Regions from separate parts of the Homo sapiens genome. Here regions 1, 2, 3 and 4 are each linked to region 5. Evidence: chromatin contacts called from ENCODE Hi-C or POLR2A ChIA-PET data. All regions are on one chromosome and are shown on one strand. Each heading gives the region's core, a stretch centred on a gene start or an enhancer-like site at or near the end of the contact. The rest is flanking DNA. Distances are from core to core; before and after follow the strand shown.

The links. A loop is a pair of places that touch in the nucleus more often than their neighbours do. ChIA-PET counts read pairs that join two places held with the same protein, here RNA polymerase II (POLR2A). Pooled maps may share reads with other maps.
Region 1: a loop to region 5 is called in a pooled map, with 3 times the contacts of the local background. The contact joins the enhancer-like site here to the promoter of TRIM37 in region 5. A Hi-C loop is called at or near these places in 6 of 50 pooled maps. POLR2A ChIA-PET finds 5 or more read pairs at or near these places in 4 of 52 experiments (H1, HepG2, PC-9 and 1 more).
Region 2: a map of CD8-positive, alpha-beta T cell shows a loop between it and region 5 (15-fold over the local background). The contact joins the promoter of PTRH2 here to the promoter of TRIM37 in region 5. A Hi-C loop is called at or near these places in 2 of 168 maps with a recorded cell type or tissue (CD8-positive, alpha-beta T cell and naive thymus-derived CD4-positive, alpha-beta T cell), 1 of 37 single-sample maps with no recorded cell type and 13 of 50 pooled maps. POLR2A ChIA-PET finds 5 or more read pairs at or near these places in 1 of 52 experiments (naive thymus-derived CD8-positive, alpha-beta T cell).
Region 3: a loop to region 5 is called in a pooled map, with 12 times the contacts of the local background. The contact joins the enhancer-like site here to the promoter of TRIM37 in region 5. A Hi-C loop is called at or near these places in 7 of 50 pooled maps. POLR2A ChIA-PET finds 5 or more read pairs at or near these places in 2 of 52 experiments (A673 and PC-9).
Region 4: a pooled map shows a loop between it and region 5 (8-fold over the local background). The contact joins the promoter of HSF5 here to the promoter of TRIM37 in region 5. A Hi-C loop is called at or near these places in 2 of 50 pooled maps. POLR2A ChIA-PET finds 5 or more read pairs at or near these places in 2 of 52 experiments (B cell and activated T-cell).

What each region holds. Positions count from the first base shown.
Region 1 is chr17:58,575,390-58,578,518 of GRCh38, reverse strand. It overlaps TEX14 (testis expressed 14, intercellular bridge forming factor), which reads left to right. Exons shown (of 32, transcript NM_031272.5): 21 at 1,063-1,144. All of the region lies in intron 2 of LOC107985048 (a long non-coding RNA gene), which reads right to left. Among named protein-coding and RNA genes, the nearest start is that of SEPTIN4, 33 kb to the right of the region's middle. Within about 2 kb of position 1,343, at least 3 of the 41 ENCODE cell types and tissues checked have a DNase peak (open chromatin) inside an H3K27ac peak, as active enhancers do.
Region 2 is chr17:59,706,020-59,709,150 of GRCh38, reverse strand. PTRH2 (peptidyl-tRNA hydrolase 2) reads left to right here and starts at 1,721. Exons shown (of 2, transcript NM_016077.5): 1 at 1,721-1,780. It overlaps VMP1 (vacuole membrane protein 1), which reads right to left and starts at 1,497. Exons shown (of 12, transcript NM_030938.5): 1 at 1,403-1,497. RefSeq lists enhancers at 1,392-1,451, 1,252-1,907.
Region 3 is chr17:59,827,498-59,830,888 of GRCh38, reverse strand. The region is part of intron 10 of VMP1 (vacuole membrane protein 1); the gene reads right to left. Among named protein-coding and RNA genes, the nearest start is that of MIR21, 12 kb to the left of the region's middle. RefSeq lists an enhancer at 921-1,110. Within about 2 kb of position 1,733, at least 23 of the 41 ENCODE cell types and tissues checked have a DNase peak (open chromatin) inside an H3K27ac peak, as active enhancers do; they include A673 and PC-9, where a contact is called at or near this core.
Region 4 is chr17:58,487,091-58,490,385 of GRCh38, reverse strand. It overlaps HSF5 (heat shock transcription factor 5), which reads left to right and starts at 1,978. Exons shown (of 6, transcript NM_001080439.3): 1 at 1,978-2,661. The coding sequence starts at 2,112. It overlaps MTMR4 (myotubularin related protein 4), which reads left to right. Exons shown (of 18, transcript NM_001378067.1): 18 at 1-849. RefSeq lists silencers at 2,267-2,316, 2,577-2,696.
Region 5 is chr17:59,105,314-59,108,419 of GRCh38, reverse strand. TRIM37 (tripartite motif containing 37) reads left to right here and starts at 1,540. Exons shown (of 24, transcript NM_015294.6): 1 at 1,540-1,979. The coding sequence starts at 1,959. It overlaps LOC124904039 (a long non-coding RNA gene), which reads right to left and starts at 1,324. Exons shown (of 2, transcript XR_007065864.1): 1 at 829-1,324. RefSeq lists enhancers at 1,017-1,096, 1,137-1,186, 1,557-1,656, 1,133-1,792, 1,747-1,876 and 2 more and a silencer at 1,317-1,426.

The DNA.
Region 1 (3,129 bases), core at 94-2,593, 530 kb after region 5:
CCTTCTACTGTTCTGATATATATCCCCTTCCACATGAGAGGACACAACAGGGGTACAGGATGCAGCATGCTAGGTTCCAAGACCCATTCTGCCACTGACTTTTTCTGCATAACCTTCAGCAAGTCACTTCACCCCAGGGCCCTACTTTCCCCTGGTATAAAGTAAAGGAGAGGGTCGGACTCTAAAGTCTCTAAGCTCTAAATGTTGCTTCTTAGGAATTAGTTTATGCTTTCTGGATATTTATCATTTTAAAAGGGTCAGAGGAAGAGGAACCCCCAATGTCTCTCCACTGGTGGGGTTTCAGAGCTCCTTGGTAGCTGTGAAAGGTGGCATTGTTCTGATGGGCCTTCTTAGTGTCTACCAGACCACCTGGACCTAAGGAATGGGATGGGGGTGGGGGAGTCATAGGCATTTGGAAACAGGGCTGGATGCTCCATCTGCCCCCTTCTTTATTAACTAGGACAGTACAGTGGTGGGAAGGAAAATGGATACTGGCCCTGCCTGCCTGGAGCAAAGCATCTTACTGAGAACTGGGGAGGAGTAACTTCAGATAACTTGATGCCAAGAAGAACAGAAGACAGTTGAATTAGCTCCTCAGTACTCAAGACCCCACGCCCACGCCCACGCCCACACCTAGTGTTTGATGGCCAAGTGGCATAGTTAGAGTTCGGGGCTGTTTAGTTAACAAACAGTTCTTGTTTTCAACGCCCCCTGGCGTCTGTTGACAGGAACCGGGTCAGTTTGCCTTCTTAAAAAGACAAAACAACATTTGTCTTCAGAAATAACTGTGGTTATAACTGAAAGGCCAGTAAATAGCTTGATTGTATTCTGAGTGTCAGAATATAGTTCTGTGCTCTGAGCAAGGAAAATAAACTTTCAGAGCAAAAACCTCTTCTACAGCACTCAATCCAAACCCAATTAGGGCAGCACTTTGTTTATCCAGATTATTTCTAATTCTGGACCAGACCAAGGGACATTCTAGGGAATGGTGACAATAATTTGGGTTGACAAAGATTCAGTAAAAAAAAATATATATATATATTTTTAACTTTATTCTTTCAGGTGAGGAAAAGTTCCAAATGAGAAAAATTCTTGGAAAGAATGCTGAGATTTTGCCCAGGTCTCAATTTCAACCTGTACGAAGGTATGGGCTATTATTATCTTATGCAGTTTCAAACTCATAGATGCAATGTTAAATGGTGATAATGCTCCGTGTTTATATATTGCTTGTCTTCAGATGTATTAGCTACTATCTTATAAAAGTTAGCTTTGGGCAGCTTAGCTGTGTTAGGACTTGTGCAGTAGAATTTGAGGGATTGAGTCATCACCTTTACTTAGATCTGACTCTGACTTTCTGTTCATGTGACCTTGTCAAGGTTCTCAACCCCTCTATTCTATTTTCCCATCTGTGAAGCAGGGATAAGAATCCTTACTGAGAATGTTGACAATAGGAACTTAAAGTAATAATATAACTCCTGGGCATTTATCCCAGAGAGATGAAAATTTACATTTACACAGAAATACATACAGGAACGTTTATAACAAATTTATCCATAATACCTCCAAACTGGAAACCCGGATGTCCTTCACCAAGTAAATGATTAAACAGACTTTGGTACATCCATACCATTGAGTGCTTGCTACTCAGCAGTAAAAAGAAATAAACTATTGATACATGCAACAACTTGGCTAAATTTCCAGAGAATTATGCTGAGTAGGAAAAGCAATCCCAAAAAGTTATTTACTGTGTGATTCCATTAATATAACATTCTTGAAATGACAAAATTATAAAAATAAAGAACAGATGAGTGGTTGCCAGGGGTTAAGGAAGGGGTGGGGAAAGGAGGGAAGCAGGCATAGCTGTAAACCAGAAATATCTTTGTGGTAGTAGAAATGTTCTGTATCTTGACTGTATCAATGTCAATATCCTGGTTGTGATACTGTCCTATAGATTTGCAAGATGTTACCACTGGGATAAAGTGGGTAAAGTGTATTTTCTTTTTCTTGAGATAGAATTTCACTCTTGTTGTGTGATCTCAGCTCACTGCAGTGGCGTGATCTCAGCTCACTGCAGTGGCGTGATCTCAGCTCACTGCAACCTCCACCTCCCGGGTTCAAGTGATTCTCCTGCCCCAGCCTCCCAAGTAGCGGAATTATAGGCATGTGCCACCACACCTGGCTAATTTTGTATTTTTAGTAGAGATGGGGTTTCACCATGTTGGCCAGGTTGATCTCGAACTCTTGACCTCAGGTGATCCACCTGCCTCGGCCTCCCAAAGTGCTGGGATTACAGGCGTGAGCCACCGCATTCAGCCAGTAAAGTGTATTTCTTACAATTGCATGTGAATCTACAATTATCTCAAAAGAAAAGTTTAAAAAATTCATAATTGTTATAACGTATCTGGCACAATAACATTCAATTTATTTTATTCTCTCTGGGCCTCAGTTTCCTTAATTATAATTATTGTAGCTAGTATTTCCTAAATATCTAGCATATGCCAGGCACTCTGTTTCATTGTCTGATTTAATCCACATAACAACCCTGTGAGGCACATACCATTGCCTCCATTTGCCAGTAAAGAAAGCAAAGTTCAGAGAGTTTAAATATTTTTTTCTAAGGTCACTCAGCTAGTCAGTCAGGATAGACTAGATTATGCTATATATAGTAAACAACTCCCAAATTTTAGTGGTTTAAAACAACAAGTTTCTTCTTTGCTCCTGCTTCATGTCCATGGCTCATGGGTTGGCCAGGAATGTTCTGTGCTATATTGCCTTCTATCAGACTTAGGCTGAGGGAGGCCCCATTTTTGTGCTTCCTTGATTGCTAAGGCAGGAAAAATGGAACACGGTGAGTTGTGTACTGGCTGTTAAAGTTTCTGCCCAGAAGTGACTCATCACTTTCACTCATATTTTATTGGTTAAAACAAGTTCTGTGGTCATTTATGTAAATCAAGAGGGCCAAAAAGTCCTGTTGTATTATTTAGAAGGAGAAACAAACATTTTTGGTAACAGAATTAATAAAGTCACAACTCAACCCCAAATCCATGATCTTTCATTTATATCACTGGTCTCAGAGGATTTTTGCAAGGATTAAAAATGTGAAGGACAGGCACAGTGGCTCACACCTGT
Region 2 (3,131 bases), core at 472-2,971, 600 kb before region 5:
CCAAGCGTGAACAAATTTTCAAACTCAAAATAAGAAAAATATGTAAACTGACAAACTGATTTAACTAGCTATAGGTAAACTGGTAAAAGGCATCATGGTTCTATGTATATTTTCTTCTGGAATGTGACTCATAGAAATTAAACTGTATTAATCAATTGTAATCAAGTAGGATATATCCCTCAAAGGAAAAAAGTAACCTTCAGTGCCTTAAGATAATGTAGGCAAAGTAGTAAAATATAAAATTTCTACTCGAGAGAGTCACTTCATACCTACACAAATCAGTCACATTTGTCTAGGTACCACCATCCCTCTTCCACAGTAAAAACATAAGCTACAATGCATACAATGATGCCTAGTAAGTAAGTTTCTTCCTTTCATCATCTATGCTAAGAATACACAACTAAAATCAGAGCTAATGACAATACAATTACTAGGTAGTAGCAACTGGAATATTAAATTCTATCATGACAACACCAGAAACACTTGTACAAGCTTCTTCAAATGATCAATGTAATCTGTCCACAAAAATCTCTGACAAGCCCCAAAGTAGAAATGAAAGACGTTAACATTAGGATAAGGAGCGATGCTGCCAAAACACATCAACAGTGGCCAGTCTACGTGTATTATTAGATTTTTACATGGAGTTGCAGGTAAATAAAAGATGATTGTGTAAAATCTTCTGGAGGTCATAAGTAATCTAGCAGTGTGACACAGGGCCACATATGGTTTCTGGAATTTTAGAGATTAAGTCGACCTTCACGTTTTACTGCAAATACCTCCACTGTAATAAGATATAGAGGTCGGGGTTCAGGGGTTTGGAAAGGCAGACAACTCTTTTTCATTAAAGCAGTGAAAAATCTGAGAAGTTCCTCTCCAAGGGCTCTGCGGAGCGAAGGCCCATTCCCTTGGCTACCCTGTACCACCAGAGCTTTAGATGGCACTTGCACGCCTGGATTTCGTTTAGGAGCGAATACATCTAGCATCATGCGCCAGAGGTTCGGGAGAGCAAAAACCAAACTGACAGATCCTGAGAAATAGCTCAGTCATCAGCAGGGAAGACCTTCTCCACTTACTCCAAGGTCCTGGACATCCCGGGACTAAGAGGTTCTCTAAAGAAGCCTAGCAAGGCTTCCAAGTACGCGGAGAGGAGAACGAACAGCCCGGTGTCTGGGTTCAATGTCCGGGTGACCAACCATGAGAAGGTGTCCCAAATAACCTGGCTACCGCCAGCGTGAGACATCCAGGGTGAGACATCCAGTCAGCAGCGTCCTAAAACACTGCTGGAAGTCGGAATCACAGTGCCCCAGATCCGCAATGCCTAAGTGGGAGAGCTCCGGAAGACGCCAAGCTCTGAGGACAGCCTCAGGCTTCGGTCCCCAATTCCCTGAGTTAGTTTACCTACCCGCTCCGACCCCGGCTGCTCCGGATCTCAGGATCCTGGAAGCTGCTCCTTACGGACTCTCACACCCGCCGCTGGGCTCCAGACAACCGGAACCCGCTCACGTCACTTCCGGTCCGGTCCCTCTGCCCCCTGAGACAGCCTCCAGAAGGGATACGTTCCTCCCTCCTTTCGGCGAGCTCGGTTGATCCTCGCGGGATTTCAGTTAGGCTCTTAGTGCGGGCCCTGTGGGTGTGGCAAGAGGAAGAATGACTGCTCGCTTTGTGATTCTTGATCCGGAACTTGTCACCCAGGAACCCCGGAAGAGGTAGCTCACGCGATAGAAACGTGTTCGCTGCCCAGAAGAAGGGAAGGCGCGAGTGAGGAAAGGAGGTACTGTAGGTAGGTTGGTTGGCTCCTTACAGGGCGAAGGAGACCAATATCATTATTCATTTTCTCGCCAGTAGGAACGTTTCTTTTCACCTCGTTGCATTACCCACCTTCTTCATTTTCTCCTTTATAAACTGTCTTCCGCCCAGGGGCCGCTGAGCCCTCTGTTCCTGTTCTGCGAACCGTCCTTTGGAGGAAAGGAACAGGCTGCTGGGGAGGGGAAGACTCAGAATTTCTAGTTCCCAGCAAAGCCTCCAGGCAGGCAGTATCGATGCGCTCTCTCCGAAATTGATAAAATAGCGAGCAGGCCTCATACCCTCAGCTGGGCACTTATGAATATCCCCAGCGTTTCGAGCTGTCGAGCTCTGCGTGGAAAGAATTGGTTTCTAAGAATATAGTCGAAAATTTGGGGCCGGGCGCGGTGGCTGACGCCTGTAATCCCAGCACTTTGGGAGGCTGATGTGGGCGGATCACCTGAGGTCAGAAGTTCGAGACCATCCTGGCCAACATGGCGAAAACCCATCTATACTAAAAATACAAAAATTAGCCGGCGTGGTGGCGCGTGCCTGTAATCCCAGCTACTCGGGAGGCTGAGGCAGGAGAATGACTTGAACTCGGGAGGCGGAGGTTGCAGTGAGCCGATATCGCTCCATTGCTCTCCAGCCTGGGCGACAGAGTGAGACTTCGTCTCAGAAAAAAAAAAAAAAGAAAGAAAAAATTTCCCCCCTTTTTCACACAAAGAGATTAACTAGAGAGGTATTAATCCTTACTGACATACCCCAGGCACCATACTAGACTCTGGGAATATGTTATACAGGGAAAGTGGGGCAGTGGCTTAAGGGTCAGAGAAGATTTGGGAAAGGTTTGTTTGTTTTTTTCGGTTGTAAACTGCAGACCCGGCGCGGTGGCTCAGCCTGTAATCCAACACTTTGGGAGGCTGAGACAGGAGGATTGCTTGAGCCCAGGAGTTTGAGAACAGCCTGGGCCACATAGGGGGCCACATAGTGAGACCCTGTCTCTTAAAAAAAGATTAACGGGTGGAGCATGGTGCAGAAGGAGGTAATGGGATCAAGAGCACTACTGAAATGGGTTTACTGAGGCAGGGGAATTAGAAGGCACCAAGAAGAAGATTTTATAGGATGTACTTATTTTGTTCTGCTGTCATTGCCCAGAATTATTTATGAGACAAAGAATGGTTATTTGTTTTACCTTAGTCTTAGGCACTAGGCTTATTGATACGCTTGTCGTAAGTGTACAGAAAAAGAGACAGACATGTTGTTTTAGAGGAGTTAGATGATAATCTGATCAGATTAATATGAGATTAGAACATCCTAAAGAACAAAAATATGTGTTAATTTTAGCA
Region 3 (3,391 bases), core at 484-2,983, 720 kb before region 5:
TCACACCACTACACTCCAGCCTGGGCTACAGAGGGAGAACCTGTTTCTTAAAACACCAACAAAAAAGATTGATTCACCTTGTTTAGCCCTATTTACAGAGTGTATACTTAAAGTCTAAGCAGTTGAAGTCTCTAAGCCTAAGAATATTTTACCAGCATTAATAAAGTAAATTTTTTATTTAATATAGGCTCTGCTCCTTTCTCAAATACTTTTTTGAGGATCTCAGCATTAATGTGAGCATATAGGTTATATTTACCCTCCTGAAAAACATTCTGACATAAATTCTAGTAAGGAGGCGATAGCCTCTTTACAAAGAGTAATAAGCCTTTTGTCTTAGAAAAAAGTCTGGGCACAACAGTTTTTTACCTTTATTTCATTGTTTGTGCTGGGTTAGTATTCCCTCTGATGATTAATCACAAAGTCTAAAGAATCTCAGGGTGTCATAAGTCAGATCCCTGAAAGCTTATAAATGAAAAAAAAAATTTTTCAGGAGAAGATTCAGGTCAGGGTACTTATAAAAAGAAAAGAGTGCTCAGCTTGGTGGCTCACTGTAATCCCAGCACTTTGGGAGGCCAAGGTGGGAGGATCACTTGAGCCTATGAGTTCAAGACCAGCCTGGGCAATATAGTGAGACCTCCTCTCTACAAAAAATTTAAAAATTGGCTGAGCATGCTGGCATGCGACAGGAGGTGGGAGGATCACTTGGGCCTGGGAGGCAGATGTTGCTCCAGCCTGGGCAACAGAGCTAGCCCCTGTCCCCGCCCCCACCAAATCTGGATAGCCCAACTTCAGGAGACTGAAAACCTGTGCCCAGAGTTATAAAATTTAATTATGTTCTAAATGAATATCAGGATCTTTAGAATTTTCTTGATTGAATGAGGACCACTGTATGTAAATCAATACATCAAATTTATCCTCTGACCCCAGAGAGTTCTATCAATTGAGATTTGGCCCAGGAGCACAGGAGTAGACTCCTATATAGAAAATGATCCTGTTCTAACTGAAGCCAACAACCGCCTCTTCTGCTGAAGAGACTGAATTTTACATTTAAGGCAATAGTAGGATACACTTTCAGGAATGAAATTAAAGCCCTTCCCTATCCTACTCCCATTACAAGCTGATCTGTTATATGTACAAAAGAGGAAAAGAGGGTGTGGGAGAAGATCAGCAACAAGACAGCCTAGCAATTCCCTTTCTCGGTAACAGTCTTGTAAATAATTCTCCATCTTCAGAAATGTGCACATTTTAGTCAAACATTATAGAGTTAAATTTTCCTTCCTACCCCCTAGGCAGTGATCTAAACAGGCTTAACGGCTAGTATTTTAATGAGTTGTCATTTCCTGTCTGATAAAGATTCTCACAGTATTTAACCACCAGTTTCCCTGGGGACCAACCAATACTAGAGCTCTATTCATAGTGACTCAGAATGGACCTCAGACTCTTGCCCTTATTCAAAAATGACAGATTGCCCTCCACATGAAACTGCCTTTCCTAGTAAGGTAGACTGCTCGGAAAAGGGTGGGGGAGTTTATCATGCAATCTTTCTGAAGAAGCCAAAGGCCATCATGCTGACTCATTAATATCTACAGCCTTTCAGCCCTTTATTAATCCAGAATAAGTAAATGAACAGGTGCTAACTGAAAATAAACACATATTTAACCTAGTAAAAAAGGATCTAGTTATCCTGTGTGACTGGAATGAAAGTGTTATTATCTTTACCATTTAACTGAATAGAACACATGAATCTTTTTGTTTTGTTTTGTTTTGTTTTTGGAGACGGAGTCTGGCTCTATCACCCACGATGGAGTGCAGTGGCGCAATCTCGGCTCACTGCAACCTTCACCTCCCGGCTTCAAGCGATTCTCCTGCCTCAACCCCCTGAGTAGCTGGGATTACAGGTAGGCACCACTACACCCTGCTAGTTTTTGTATTTTTAGTAGAGACAGGGTTTCACCATGTTGGTCAGGCTGGTCTCAAACTCCTGACCTTAAGTGATCCGCCTGCCTTGACCTCCCAAAATGCTGGGATTACAGGCATAAGCCTCTGTGCCTGGCTCAGTATATGAATCTTTGAAGCTGATACTATAAGAAAAAACTGGTAACTGATGTATTCTACTTGCTTTGGATCTGAAATGTGGTAGCCCCCTAATCATGTTTCTTTACATCCAGGATCTTGGAATGGCACCCCAACATAAAATAAATTCAGGATGAAAATCACACACTATACTAGAAAATCTAGGGCTTTCTCATATATACAAGTTTGGACTGACAGTCCCTGGCACCTTCTAAAATTCGTTGTGATTTGACCCCAGGATCTGGGATTAAAACATCTTGAATTTCATTCACATCTGTGCCCTTTCAAATGATTAAAACTTCTTTTGTACTTAAGTTAGTCCATTGTACGCAGAGTGGTATTATGAACACATGACACCATGGGTTTCTTTCTGGCTGTGTAGAAGGAAGACCATGCTTTCTCCAGGTGTATTTTATCAGGTACATTGTTTCTACTGCCTTACAGCATATTTTATCACAAAATAATCTGCAATTGCCCTAGCTTTTGGAGATTTAGCATTATTTTCTGTAAGAATCAGATTGGAGGTTAGACTTCCTTATCATTAGCAGCTACTCTTTGAAATAAGCTAACATTAAAGAGAAGCTCTAGAGAACAAAACCTCATTTCAGAAGGCAGACTTGAGCAGCAGGAGAAAAGCAGGCATTTGTGCTGATGAATGTGGCCAGAGCTAAAGGAGTGGTCTATAAGGACTAGGTAAAACTGATTGGTTGCCAAAACAAAACTCTGTTAAAAATCAACTGATTGCATTTATAGAAAATGACAGACTGGTGGCAGCTTTTTTTTTTTTTTTTAAAGAGGTTGTGTCTCTTGCCTCAGCCTCCCAAGTAGCTGGAACTACAGGCGAGTGGCACTGCACCTGGCCCCAGTGGCAGCTTTTTTTTGGGAACAGGATCTTGCTCTGTTGCCCACTCAAGAGTGCAATGGCACAAACACGACTCACTGCAGCCTTGACCTCCCGGGCTCAAGCAATCTTCCTGCCTCAACCTTCCGAGTAGCTGGGGCCACAGTAGCTAATTTTTAAATTTTTTTCAAGAGATGGGGTCTCACCATGTTGTCCAGGCTGGTCTCAAACTTCTGGGCTCAAGCAATCCCGCCTCAGCCTCCCAAAGTTCTAAGATTACAGGTGTGAGTGGGCCTGGTGGCAGCTTTTTATAGTGACAGATCTGCACTGGTTTGAAGACTCACTGAGTTCTAAAACTTAAAAATCAGGCCAGCACAGCGGCTCATGCCTGTAATCCCAGCACTTTGGGAGGCCGAGGCCTCCTGAGGTCAGGAGTTTGAGACCAGCCTGGCCAATATGGTGAAACCCCGACTCTAG
Region 4 (3,295 bases), core at 729-3,228, 620 kb after region 5:
GTGGCACTTAACCAAAAGATACAGTGATATAGCCATGTACTGTGGGTGGGACAGATACAGTCTCCTTGGCCTATAATGAAACCACTAGGACTTTATACAGTTTTCCTTAATTTGTTGACATATAAATGGTAAATTATATTTAGGCTTATCCTGTTTTGAAATGATGGTAGTCATCTTTCTTACTGCTACTTTCATGTTGCTTTCTAGAAAACAGCATTTCATTCCAAAATAACTAGGATCTGCATTTAGAACAAGAATCATTATTTGTCCTGACCTTTTCAGTCCTACAGAGACGCATCTGTGGTTCTTTTGTACTTGCCATAGATGTAACCTAAAAAGTTTTGGCATATTTAGGTCAGCCTAGCGGAACTTTTTTTTTCATTTAAATGGAGCTGAATAATGGAGATTTTGTGTCTGCAAAATTCCTGAGATCATTGAAAAAGTAACAAGCTGTTCCTTGTTTCTGATACATAAAATTATTTTAAGCATTTTATCAATCATTAAAATTTACTGCCAGTTGTGAGTGGCTTTTTAATTAACTTGTCTTTCATTGCACTTCACTCTGCCTGTTTTCAAGGGGAGTAAGATTGGTAACATTTGGGGAGACTGTATCTGTCTACTTAGCGTGGCTGTTTTGAGGGACTGTCCCATCAGTGAACAAACTGCATGGCCTTGGAGAGAGACTCTGGGCTCTTGGCTCAGATGTGTTCATCAAATACTCCTTTCAGAGCTGTTGTGGGTGTAAGTGACATGATGTGGCCAAAAATCCAAACTGTGCAGTTGCGTTGTGACAAACATGCAATGTGCTGTAAAAATTCAATACAGTTTAAATAAAATCTCTATATTAGTGCTGCTTTGTTGGGTCGTTTTATTTTCATTTCTAAAAAAACTTAATATTCACTTATTCTTTGACCATGAGAAGAGTAGAACATTGTACCCCTTTCTCCCAGCAATTTCCAATTTATTTATTTTGAGATGGAGTCTCCCTCTGTTCCCCAGGCTGGAGTGCAGTGGTGCGATCTCGGCTCACTGCAACCTCCGCCTTCTGGGTTCAAGCGATTCTCCTGCCTCAGCCTCCTGAACAGTTGGGACTACAGGTATGCTACCACGCTGGCTAATTTTTGTATTTTTAGTAGAGACAGGGTTTGACCATGTTGGCCAGGCTGGTCTCGAACTCCTGGGTTCAAGCAGTCCACCCAGCTCGGCCTCCCGAAGTGTTAGGATTACAGACATGAGCCACTGCGCCCGGCCAATTTCCGTTTTCAAATGAACCTCTCTTTTTGAATCAGCACAGCTCTTGTTACATTCTTATTTATTGATTGGCTAGGGATCGATTCTTATGGATACCGTAGAATTCTGTCCCATCTTTATTTCTCTTTAATGTCTAAAATGCCACCAGCTAGTTGGGCAGGCACACAAGATAGTACTTAGATTCTTGTGATTCCCTCCTCCTAGGGACCTCAGTTTTCATCTAACCTTGAGTAAATTGTCTTGAACAAATACTGACTTAAAAGAGTGTATCTTAAAAGATACAAAGGGCTACTATCTAAAAGGTGAGTTCGTTTACTCAAGATATTATACCTCCAGTAGCATCATTTTTGTTTGAGAGGTAAGCAGTTCCACTGTTAGCAAAGATTACAGACCAGACCCTTTGGTCCCCAGAACGACCAACTCTGCTGCCTAACGCACACTTTCTCTGCATTCCAAGTCTCCACTAGTTGGCTGGGCCGAAACACACGCCTCTTGGTATTCCACGGTGGATAACTGGGCTTCTCTCTTGTCAGGACTTAGAACACCCCGGCAGACAGCCTTCCCGGCCTGAAGTCTGGGAACGCCTGGGGAAGGGGCTCCTGCCCGGGTCCCGCAGGCGTCCGGCGGGCCGAGCTGGGGCACGCGGCCGCCGAGGGGGAGGTGCCCACGCCGCGTGGCGGGAACTCGAGGCCCCATTGGCCGCGCTGGGAGGCGCCGCGGGGCCTCGTGCGCCAACGGTCCCTGGTACGCGGCGGATGGGCGCCGGCAGGAGCGGGCAGGGCGAGGCGAAGGCCGGGGAGGGATCGAGAACGGTGTGGGAGAGCTAGGCTCGGGGGGCGAGGCCCCGGCCCGGCGGGGCGATGGAGGCGCTGCTCTCCACCCCCATCAACCCCAACAACTTCCCCGCCAAGCTGTGGCGCCTGGTGAACAGCCCGCGCTACCGCTCCATCCGCTGGGACGGCCGCGGCGAGGGGCTGCTTATCGATCAGCCGCTCTTCGAGGCCGAGCTGCTCAGCCCGCCCGGGCCGGGGGGCGGTGGCGGGACTGCGGGGGCCGGGGCCGAGCCCGAGCTCTTCAAAACCACCAGCTTCACCAGCTTCATCCGCCAGCTCAACCTCTACGGCTTCCGCAAGGTGGTGCTGGGCGGGCCGGGGGGCGGCAAACCGGCAGGCAATGGGCCGCTCCATCACTTCCACAACCCGCACTTCCGCCGCGACCAGCCACAGCTGCTCGTGCACCTCAAGCGCCTCACCAGCGCCAACAAGGCCAAGCTGGCGGCCGGCCTGGAGGTGCCCTGCCGCCCGCCCAACCGCTTCCAGCGGCTGCTCATCACCTCGGCCTCCGCCGCCACCGCGCCACTGCAGCACCAGCAGCCGCCGCCGCCCGCGGGGCCCCGGCCCGAGCCGCACGGTGAGTCCGGACTGCCCGTGCCCTCGCCCACAGTGGGCACATGGGCGGCGGGGAGCAACCGCCGCTGGAGGGCGCATTTTCGCACGTCCTCACGCTATGGGCGTCGGAAAGGCGCCGGGGACCCATTGGCCGCTGTGCTTCCCGAGACTGGCGGTCCCGCCACCGCCGCCGTTCTCAGCGGCACCAGCACGGTGGCCACCGGCCCTCCCCTGGAGGGTCCGTAAGCATTCGGCCCCTTCTGAGCCCACTGGCAGCAAAAGGGACCTCCGCCTCTTAGGCTCCCTTCTACTCGTCCCCGGTTTGAACCCCAGGAGTTTACCTGGTTGTAAGCCTCCGTTTACCTTCCTGAGACCCACACTGTCCACTGTAAACATGTGGACTCAGTAGTCCTTCGTTGAAACATTGGGTCTGGAAGAAACAAAAGGGGCTCCTTTGCTCCCGTGGGAAGCAGAGTGGAGTCACCCTACGGGTTAAGGCGGGATGGAACAAAATCGTAGTCAAGAGAATTTAGAACATTACGGTTGGGCGTGGTGGCTCACGCCTGTAATCCCAGCACTTTGGGAGGCCGAGGCGGGTGCATCACGAGGTTAGGAGTTTGAGACCGGCCTAACCAACAGGGTGAAACCTCGTCTCT
Region 5 (3,106 bases), core at 291-2,790:
TAGGTTCTTCGGCAAACATACAAGAATCTTAACTATTTATCATGTAAGTATTGCAATTTGTCTTATTTGTCTTCTGTACTGCTCCTTGAGAGCAAGGGCCACTTCTCATTACTCTGAATCCCAAGTACAGCATTGCATTTTTTTTTTTTTTTTTTTTGAGACGGAGTTTCACTCTTGTTGCCCAGGTTGGAGTGCAATGGCGCGATCTCGGCTCACCGCAACCTCCGCCTCCTGGGTTCGAGCGATTCTTCTGCCTCAGCCTCCCCAGTAGCTGGGATTACAGGCATGCGCCACCACGCCCGGCTAATTTTGTATTTTTAGTAGAGACGGGGTTTCTCCATGTTGGTCAGGCTGGTCTCGAACTCCCGACCTCAGGTGATTCGCCAGCCTCGGCCTCCCAAAGTGCTGGGATTACAGGTGTGAGCCACCACGCCAGGCCTAGCACTGCATTCTATAAATAATTCTTTTAAGTAAAATTCTCATAATATTAACCATCAACCATTTAAAAATGTACAACTGAGGCCATTTTCGTAAAAATAGCTCCATGTAGGTCAAAGACCACAAATAATTCTTACTGAAAGAATTTTTCAGTCTCAGATTAATCTTTCTAAATTATATCTTGTTCATGACCCAAGTAGTTAAAAAAAATTGTTGCTACCCACCACCTATAAGCCTAAATGCCTGATATTCAAGAACTTATTTCTAGATTATTAGTGATTCTCTACATGTGCACTCTAGGTCGGTTAAGTATAATTAGTTGTTTGCAATAAATACAGGAAAAATTAAATTCAAATTACGAATTTGATATGCCCTCTTTGTCTCACAAACCTTCAATTCTTGCAATCTTTACACATCTGGCAGGAAACTGTAGAAAGCAGATCCCATTTATAGGAAAGATGAATATCGCTGATACCCTTTCAATAGTCCCACGGCGACAACTTAGGCGGCAAGAATGAAGTGTGGGATGTGGGAACGAAGACTTCACAGTGTGTGGTCCCGTCCTCTCACCACCGTAATGAGAAATGACACCTCAGTTTGGAGCCTTCTAACTCGATTAGCTTTGGTAGGTGGAACGCAAGTCCTACAAACCTTAGACTGTTCCTTCCAGAGAGAACCACTAACCATGAACCTTCTGCACCAGGGTTTCTCAAAGTGCGGGCCACAGACCACCTGCTGCCGAATCACACGATGCTGGGTGAAAACGCGGATGGCCTGGGCCCCACCCTGGAATCTCAGAGTCCGAATACTTAACTACGGGTGTGGCTCTGAAGTCTGCGCTTTCCACCAGTACGCCAGGTGGCTCCGTCTTTGGCGCGCAAGTTTGAGAGCCGTGGGGCCCCGCCCTCCGCCAAGGTGGGCGTGGGTGGCGTAGCAGAGCCCCAAGCTCAGGCCGCCTGCGCAGGCTAGGGCCGGAGGCACGCAACCCTGAGGCAGCGAGTCGCCAAGTCTCGTATGCGCCCCGCAACGCGGGAACTAGGCGATCGCTCCACGCTCCTCCCCTCCTTTCCCCTCCCACAGCGTCCTGCGCGCATGCGCTTCGCAGCTTCTCTCGCCGCCGCGCCCCCAGCTGCTCTGGTTACGGTTGGTGTTTGCGAATTCTCTGCGGCACCTTCTTCGCTGAACTCCACCGTCAGTTCCATAGGCGCGCGCCCGCGTCACGTGGGCCGAGGTTCCGGCGCGGCTGCTGGCCGGCGGCTGAGCCGGGAGAAAGGAGCTGCGGCCACCGTTCGCCCTACTTCTGCGCCTCGGGGCGGGCGCGCCGGTAAAAATGGCGAAATGGGGGTAGGCGGCGCTGGACCTGAAGAGATGGGGCGCGCAGGTGGGGCGGTTGTCAGAGCCCCCTGACGTGGGCGCCGGGCTTTTATCGGCGATTTGATCTGGCGACCTCGGGCCGGCGCCTAAGAGGTCAGACTGCGGAGCCTGCGGGTCGCCAGCGGCCCCGCCGAGAGCCGGAGGCAATGGATGAACAGAGCGTGGAGGTGAGGGGGTTGTGAGGGTGGTGGTTAGTCCCCGCCCCCACCCGATGAGCGGTTTTTATTCGGGGAGTCGTGCCCATGTCCTCCCTCCAGTAGGGCACCCCTACCCCGCCCCTGCCGCTGTGGAGAGGGCTGGCCCGGTACCAAGGATGCCGTGCCCATTCTGCAGCGCTCCGGGTGTCTTGTGCTCACTGTTCCGCAGTCAGGTGGTGCGTATCCTGGAGTTTTCAAGGATGTCTTGGCACAGGTACTCATCCCCACCGGGTGTTTGCAAACAGCATCCTTTTCCGACCAAAACTGCAGATTCATCAGATGGATGTACCCTGCCACTCGCCACCAGTCCTTGCGAGTTCTTGAGCTGATCTAAATCTCCTTCCAAATGGATAGTCATCTTTCCCTCTCAGTGGCACATTTTGCAGGCTTCTGCCCTTCCTTCCTAGATTGAATCAGCATATATTATCTCATGTGTAGTTTCCAGAACAAACTCTTCTTTTTATAACTGATTCTTGTAAGCTGTGAGTTAAAATAGTTGGGATATGTAGGATATGTAAGTAAAGGCTAGGAATATATTTTAAAAGATTGTTTATTGAACATAATTGTGTAATCATTATCAAATTTTGAACCTTTCAGATACTGAAATAGGAAATCCTTGCTTTTTAGTAAGGGGTAACTATGTTATGGATATTCCACTTGAAACTAGTCATTCAGTAGTCTTATTGTCCACCCCGTTGCAGGTTACAGAATCTGCATCTCCCAGGTTCTTTCTGGCCCTACAGAGTCATGATGAGATTAATGAGTAATTTTCTCCTTAATTCCTCATATAAAGTATTATAAAGGTTTTGTAAACTTATCTTGGTTTTAGGAGGGTTTAATTCTAGAATGGAGTGAAAGTAAATGTCAGTAATATAAAAACAAAGTATACAATACAATAAGTATACGTTTAATTGTATCCTTTTTCTTGTTAAAAACTTTTCAGTTACTTCCTAAATTGATTAAATTGAGGCTTGCAAACATAATACTGTTTCTTGTATTTACATATTTTTGTTGTTGTTGTTCCCAAGATCGCTTTGAACTACCGTCAACATTTTCAATTGGGGCAGAATCTCAGGTTCAAATAAGTAGCTAGTCTG